Linked DNA regions of Mus musculus: region 1 is linked to region 2. The links are chromatin contacts, found by Hi-C or POLR2A ChIA-PET in ENCODE. All regions are on one chromosome and are shown on one strand. The core of a region is the stretch at or near the end of the contact, and the rest is flanking DNA. Distances in the headings are between cores, read along the strand shown.

Region 1 (3,396 bases), core at 857-3,356, 40 kb after region 2:
CTTCCCCCACCTTGGGAGCCTGGCTCAGTCTGCCCGGGATGCTGTGCAAGCTGCCTGCTGGGCACACATAGATAGCATCTTGCAGCTCAGAGGGCCACGAGCTGCTTCTGTTAAGAGCGTACCGCAGGCCACCCTCTTGGTATATCCTCACAACTCGCTTTGCACATCTGAGAGGAAATAGCGCACCGTCACGAGGGCTCTCAAGAGAGATCCATCCTCGAGACCTCATCCAAGCCTTACACCTACAGATGCCGTCCCCCTGGGGTAAGGGCCTCCATGTATGTGTTTGGTAGACACACATAGGCAGTTTGTAGCAGAGCCAACAGAAAGCACACCAGATTGATGTGTCATGGTTTCCTGGCCTCGGGTCCATCAGTGATAGGTGCTGGCTGGACTCCCGAAGAGGCATTTGAGAGGAATGTCTCAGTCCTACTGGTTCAGAGGAGATTTGAGGAGAGAGCCCACATCTCCAGTGTGCTGAGACCCTTCCTTCTGCATGGCTGGGTGCCTCTGTCTCTGCGTGTAAAGGAATCTTGCCCAGATGTCAGTACAGAGTGTCTGGAGAGACACTTTGGGGGTGTGGGGACAGTAAGCATGTAAGGACTTAGAGGCAAGAGGGGCAGTGGCTATGCAGACCACCCTTAGGTCCCTGTAGTGTTCTTAGCAAGGCCCCACATTCTCCAGGGTGACCTAAGTAGCCCCATGGGGAAAGCCTTCCGGATAACCCTATTGGCAGAAGTGCTCCCTGAGAGAAGACTAAAAATGGAAGCTCAGACGCCATGACTTTTTCCAGATCTAGGTCATTTTCATCTCCTGGCAGATGTTTACGGGGAAATGTCTATAAACAGTATCAGAACACCAGGGGACAGTCTGTGCCAGGGGTTGGCCCTGCCATGGGAAGCCATCATCAGCTGCAAGGACAGCTGTCTGCTAATGTCAAGAGCCATGTGGGGGTATCCTGGCTGCTTGGGTTCCCAGCTGCAGCAGCACCCCAAGGTGCTTTCCCGAGTAAGCCAGGCAGGAAGCAGGCAGACTCCAGAGCAGCCGCAGCACCCTTCCCATCACCACCGAATAGCTCCTCTGTGACAGAGGGGAACCCAGCCTCGGGATAGCACACAGCCGGCACTACTGGCAGTGTTACACATTGCCTGACATGCACCTTCAGTTGCTATGCCTCCCTGATCATCTGCCCACTTTTTAATCGCTGGGAATTTGACAGTTATGGGGCGAGGGAGTTGCTGTGTAGCTTGCCACAGAGCCTGGCTCACAGCTGCTCCAAGAATGGAATTTAGGATTCCATCAGATTGGGGCACTGCTGAGTCACTGACAGTCAACCCCTAGGCGAGGTCATCACCCCCCAGGGAGGCCATCTAGCATTCAGGTATGTGCAGAAGCACACATACACGAATGCAGGCATGCACGCATGCACGCATGTCCGTCCTCTGTTGCTATCTCAGCGCCAGGCACTCTCCCAGTCCACAGCCATCCTTGGGCACATGAAGACCCATTGCATTCTGAGGTCTGGAGGACAGAGGCCAGGGGAGACAGGAAGTTTGTCACCAGAGAATATCTTATGTAGAGTGGGCAGGGTGGGGGGACCAGTGCCTCCTACCTTTCAGGGATATCCAGTGGCATTGAGTTCAGAGAGGGTTGAAATGAAGCTACAAAGAGGGAACTTCTCACGGGGTCCTCGTGTGTATCCCAGCCTGGTGATCCATGCCTCTGCCTTCCCCAGCTCCATCATCAGCCCTCACTAGACTGTTTGCTTCCATAGACCTAGAACCCAGTGCACACACATGAGCTCTACAGGGCAGTCAGTCCTTCTTCCCTCCCTCCCTCCCTCCCTCCCCACCTCCCCACCTCCCCACCTCCCCACTTACAGAAGCTACATAACACAATTTATCAAAGCCCCATACACCTGCACTTGCTAGTAGATACTGCTTGTAGCAAAAAGAGTGGGGCTTAGCTGGCCTGTGCTGGATAGTGTGTCCTATCACCAGGGGCTTTCAGTCTGTCGGGTCTACAGCATCTGTGTTCTTGGCTGCTTCCCACACTGTTGCCTCATTCTTGTAAGAAGGTTGAGAGGACATCTGTTCACACCTCACTCCCGGCCTGGCACACACTGGTGTTTCCACATGGCTTGGATTCTGGCTTCTGTCCTGCCCAACTGGGCTTCAGGCACACTGTGGTTCTGTGGTGGCTGACCTGAGGGTGACAGTTGGTCAGGTGGCCATCTTTCCAGGATCATTAGCCTTGCTTAGTGACCCCGGAATGTGCCTGGGCTCTCTCCTGGCCATGTAGTGAGTGATGTTGCTCAAGCCACTACTTCAGGTAAGCTGGGGCAACCCCCTGGTCCCATCATCCTCAGGGCCGGTCATGCCAGACTCCATACCCAGCTTGTGATGGAGTAGAAGAGGACCCAGTTGTCCTCCCCACCACACTCAGCCCCCATCAGATCCTCCTTCAGCATGTTGGTCCCTAGAGGAGCTTGAGGCTCGGACAAAGTTGCATTCCAGTTGGCTGAGTATCATGTGACTGTGATAGGGCATGTCAAGGTGCCAGGGAGACCCAATTCCAACCCAGCCTCACTCTCCTGCAGATCGCTCACTGAAGCATATGGGGCCTTAGTTTCCTTATTTGTTAAGGTGTGGCAGTGTGTCCATCTCAGGCACTGTAAGGATGGCCCCTGGGCACCTAGTTCTTGTAGTAAAGTTATAACAAGAGGCGACTCTGACCAAAGGCCTCCTCCTCCTGGCTGGCAGGAGTCTCCTCCCTTTTGGGCCTTTGTGGAAGAGGCTCCAGGTGTTATAAGCAATGAGTAGCACCCAACCTAGGGGTCCCCAGGATTGCAGTGATTCATGATCTGGGGAGCTCTGGAGTTCACAGCCTGCTCTGCTTTATGTGACAGACCCAGGAAATTCAAGGTTTCCCAACTCGAACAGCATAGCTACCAAGTTCACGGATGTTCCTGCACCCTGTCCCACTCGCTATGACTCGAAACTCTTTGGGAGTGCTCAAAGAGGGACTCACTGTCCCTGAGGGTATTAGAGGGGCCCCCTTGGAGGATGCTCACCTCCATCCGTCTTGGGCACCAGCTCTTCGCCACAGGGCCAGGGAGAGGTCATGGTGGGGTCGCCCAGGAAGGTGACTGGCCACCGTGTTGGAGATTGGCAGCTGATGGACTCTGATGCAGCCTTTGGTCTTTGTCTCCCCAGATGGCTATTGTGTTCAACCAAGAGGGCCTGAATGCCATCCAGCCTCCCTGTGTGGTCCAGAACTTCATCAACCACAATGCTGTCCTGTACAAGGTGTTTGTGGTGGGCGAGTCCTACACAGTGGTCCAGAGACCCTCACTCAAGAACTTCTCTGCGGGCACATCAGGTAATCCGATCCACT
Region 2 (3,670 bases), core at 47-2,546:
TTACTGTTGTTTTGGAAATCGGGGTGACTCGTGGGCCACTGGGATTTGCCAACTTTGTTCCATATCCTCTCAGCCTTGCCTGCCCCGCTCAGGAGCCTCAGTGCCTTTGTCTGCGAGGGGAACAGTGGCTCTTTGTTCTCTCTGTGTGCTGCATGGAGAACCGTGTCCAGTGCTGGCCTTGCCGGACAGCCAGACCTGGAAGTAGAGCAAGTATGGATTCCTGACCTCAATGGTCAGGCCTTTCAGTGACATGCTCTTAACACTCCCTGAGAAGGACAGTCCACGCCCCTCCCAAGGGGGAGAGCAAGCAGTCTCTGGGGATGTTCTGGGAGCTGAGTGGTCAGAGAAAAGGAAGGGTGAGCTCACATGGAGTCTTTACCCTGAGTCCTGTCCTCACCCTATCTAGGAGACAGAGCTTTGACTGTGCCATCCCTTCCATACAATCCCCGCATCTGTGATGCACTGTCTCCTAAGGGCCCCACCATTGCAGTGTTCCTTCTGTGGTGTTCTGGTTCCAGGAGCCCTTCACGCCCATCTTGAAGCCTCAGATGAAGTCCAAGGTAGTGAGGAGAGACTAGGGCTTCTCTGGGGTGCTTTCGAGTCATCGTCCCTGGAGAATGATGGTGGCTACTCTGGTCACTTGAAGAAAAGCAGAAAGGCTCGTTTATACAACTCAAAAGTGCAATAGTGGCTCACACCTGTGACCCCAACACCCAGAAGGGAGAATCAGGAGGGTGGCTGCAAGTTCAAGGGCAGCTTGATCTACAGAGAAGAAAAAATAGCCGGGTATAGTGAGTCTAGAGGCACAGACAGGCAGATCTTTTGTGAGTTCAAGGCCATCCTGTTCTACATAAAGTGGTCCACGACAGCCAGGGCTGTGTAGAAAAAGCCTGTCTCAAAAAAAGTGGGAAGGGGAGCTGGTGAGATGGCTCAACAGTTAAGAGCACTGACTGTTCTTCCTAAGGTCCTAAGTTCAATTCCCAGCAACCACATGATGGCTCACAACCATCTGTACAACTACAATGTACTCATATATGTAAAAATAAATAAATCTTTTTTTAAAAGTAGGTGGGGGGAGAAAGAAGCGAAGACTCGATGTTGTGGCAAGAGGTGGCCATACTGTGGAATAGAGCCACACCAGGCCTGATGTGTGTCCCGAGTTGCTTTTCTTGTGAAAGGGCTTTATTGGCATAAGGGTGCCTGGAAAGTACACAGAGGAAGGTGGCTGGCTTCCAGACTCAACTGTTTACCTTCTGTAGAGCAGCCAGGAACGCAGGGAGCTTATTTTCCAAACAGCCCCTGGTTGTCAGGTCTACGGGCCTCAGGCTAATGTCCACCTCCTCCACCAATCCTCAGGGGACCCCTGGCCTTTTTCTGCCTGATTTTTTGTCCTTGCAAACTCCAGTAGCCCAAGATGTACCTCTGGATCCTAAAACGACAATAATGAACACAAGCATGCCCTACCTGGTACTCAAACTAGGCCCTGACACTATGCCCCTCCCCAGTACCTGGCCCAGCGAGGACTGGAGATGGAGACCAGCATGGTAGTTCTGTCTGAACTTAAGGAATGTGCCCACTGTCAGTCTTGGGACCCAGTCATCTTTTCATAGCTGCCGTAGTCTGAAAATACTGTCCTTTTGTCTGTGGTACCTGCCACGGCAGAACCAGCAGGCATGGCTGTAGGTCCTTGGGTGCAGCCTCTCACAGTAACCTTCTTCACTTGCCTTCAAATCCTGTCTGGGTTGGAAGAAAATCTAGTGTGGCATCACCACACAGAGCCAGAGAGGCCCTTTGAGTTTCCTCAAGGAAAACTGAAGCCAGGGTTATGACAAGCTGGTGGCTTGGCAGGGCAGACAGTGGCATTCCTCTGGGCCTCAGGCTACTGCCTGCTACATAGCATGGCTGGCCCTTTTTTTTCTTCCTCGGTTCTTGGTGTTCTGGTCGTAGGAGGCAGGAGTATCATTCCCATCTCCCAGCCTTGCTGTGAGGTCTCAGAAGACACCCCAGAAGCAGAGTCAGGGTGAATCTCCTTAACGTCGAGACCGGCCAGACACAATTTTAAACAACAACAAAAGATCCTTGGGTCGCATCCCTTCCGCTCCTCAGTCTGGTGTCCTGCCTGTATTTGGTTTGTTTGGTACACAAGCCCATCACCATGGGAAGGAAGCATAGCCCTTGATGTTTTCTTATTGGGAGGTCCTTTTTTTTTCTTTTAAATAGGGGTGACATTTTAACATCTCTCCTGGCAGACCATAAAAAGTGGGGTTAAGGACAGCAGGAAGGAGCTGTCGTATTCCCAAAGGCTTATCAGAAGAGTTAAAGTAAGGATGTATGTGCAATAGGTGTGAGCAGGGCCTGAGGGGCTGACAAGACAGAGTATGCAGTATGAACAAGTGTGGGGAATTGTCACCACTCATAGGCCTGCTGGGACAGGGGAACCAAGAATGTAAATGGAGCCATAGAGATAGATGGCTGGCCGTCCTGGGAGATGGGCTGTGCAGAAATACCAGGACTGAAAGAGTCATGAGGACCAGGTACAGGGATCAAGCGTCATGACCTACCTTCGATATCACCTTCGCTATGGCCCCTATCTGCCATTCTGCCGGAGGGCAGCAGCTATATGGTTGTGACTTTTGGGATTGTGACACCCAGGGGACAGAGTGGACATGGGGCAGAGGATGGAGGGTGGGTTGGAAGTTTAAATCAATTGCCTTAGGTCTCACTTTGTATCCAAGCCAAACTCCCACCCACGTCCTAGGCAGGTTTTTTTAAAGCATCTGCCCTCACTTGCTTAATTTGTGATTTCCTTTCCCATAGTGATTGGGAATAAAAGGAGACAGGTATGTATGTCATTCGCTTACTGTCTCTTCAGAATGACAGTTTGTAGCTATCTTTTGTCACAAGTGACACAGACCTAGGCAGCCCTGAATCCTCTTAGGCTAGCTGCCCGTGACAGTGAGGAGTAAGTCAGGGGTTGCTTTCTCCAACCTAGTTGAGGCTCTGTGGGGGGTCAGCCAGGTACTGGGCTGGCGCCACTTGCCTCCAAGAGTCTAGCCTGGCAGGTGGTGATGACCATGTGCTGGCGGCAGACATCTGGCGCATCAGGAAGCGTGGTGTCAGGGTGCCCTGGCTGTTGGCAGGTGCTTTTGGCTTGGGGTCAGGTGATGCTGAATACCAGCCGGCCACTCTGGCTCCCTCGAGGCTTGATCCTCTCAGCCCTGTGTTCTTTACCAAACAAACACATTCCCCTGTGGAGCAGTGTGTGAAGTACTCAACTGACCCCCGGCATGCAGCCCTGTACTCCGGCAGCCCTCCAGGGTCAGTGACACGCCCTGGTTTCAGGGTGGAATCCAAGTGCCCAGGTTGTCAGGGAAGCGACTCCTAGACTTGCCAGGAACACCACTTTGCCATGGCTTCAGAGTATCAGGGGAAGAATATCTGCTTAGATGGAGCTCTGACTGGGTGACTGGTCATTTTTCTTAATCTCTCTGAGCTCTGGTCTCAGTGGTTGGGCAGATGAGGTGTGTCCAGTAAATGCTATCTCCATACAGCCAGTGTACATCGTCCCTGCTTGTGTGCCTTTGGGGACCTGCATGCTAACAAGGAGTCTGGGCTCTCCTCAGCTACTAAGAATAACGAGTAGTGGGGCCCTTGGGCTCTTACTCTGTCT

The links. A loop is a pair of places that touch in the nucleus more often than their neighbours do. ChIA-PET counts read pairs that join two places held with the same protein, here RNA polymerase II (POLR2A).
Region 1: a loop to region 2 is called in a map of gastrocnemius, with 9 times the contacts of the local background. The contact joins two enhancer-like sites. A Hi-C loop is called at or near these places in 1 of 37 maps with a recorded cell type or tissue (gastrocnemius). POLR2A ChIA-PET finds 5 or more read pairs at or near these places in 1 of 5 experiments (Patski).

Annotation. Positions count from the first base shown.
Region 1 is chr12:102,584,272-102,587,667 of GRCm38, reverse strand. Itpk1 (inositol 1,3,4-triphosphate 5/6 kinase) reads left to right here. Exons shown (of 10, transcript NM_172584.3): 7 at 3,216-3,381. Among named protein-coding and RNA genes, the nearest start is that of Chga, 31 kb to the right of the region's middle. Within about 2 kb of position 2,106, at least 1 of the 3 ENCODE cell types and tissues checked has a DNase peak (open chromatin) inside an H3K27ac peak, as active enhancers do; it is gastrocnemius, where a contact is called at or near this core.
Region 2 is chr12:102,623,518-102,627,187 of GRCm38, reverse strand. The region is part of intron 2 of Itpk1 (inositol 1,3,4-triphosphate 5/6 kinase); the gene reads left to right. Among named protein-coding and RNA genes, the nearest start is that of Mir1936, 60 kb to the left of the region's middle. Within about 2 kb of position 1,296, at least 1 of the 3 ENCODE cell types and tissues checked has a DNase peak (open chromatin) inside an H3K27ac peak, as active enhancers do; it is gastrocnemius, where a contact is called at or near this core.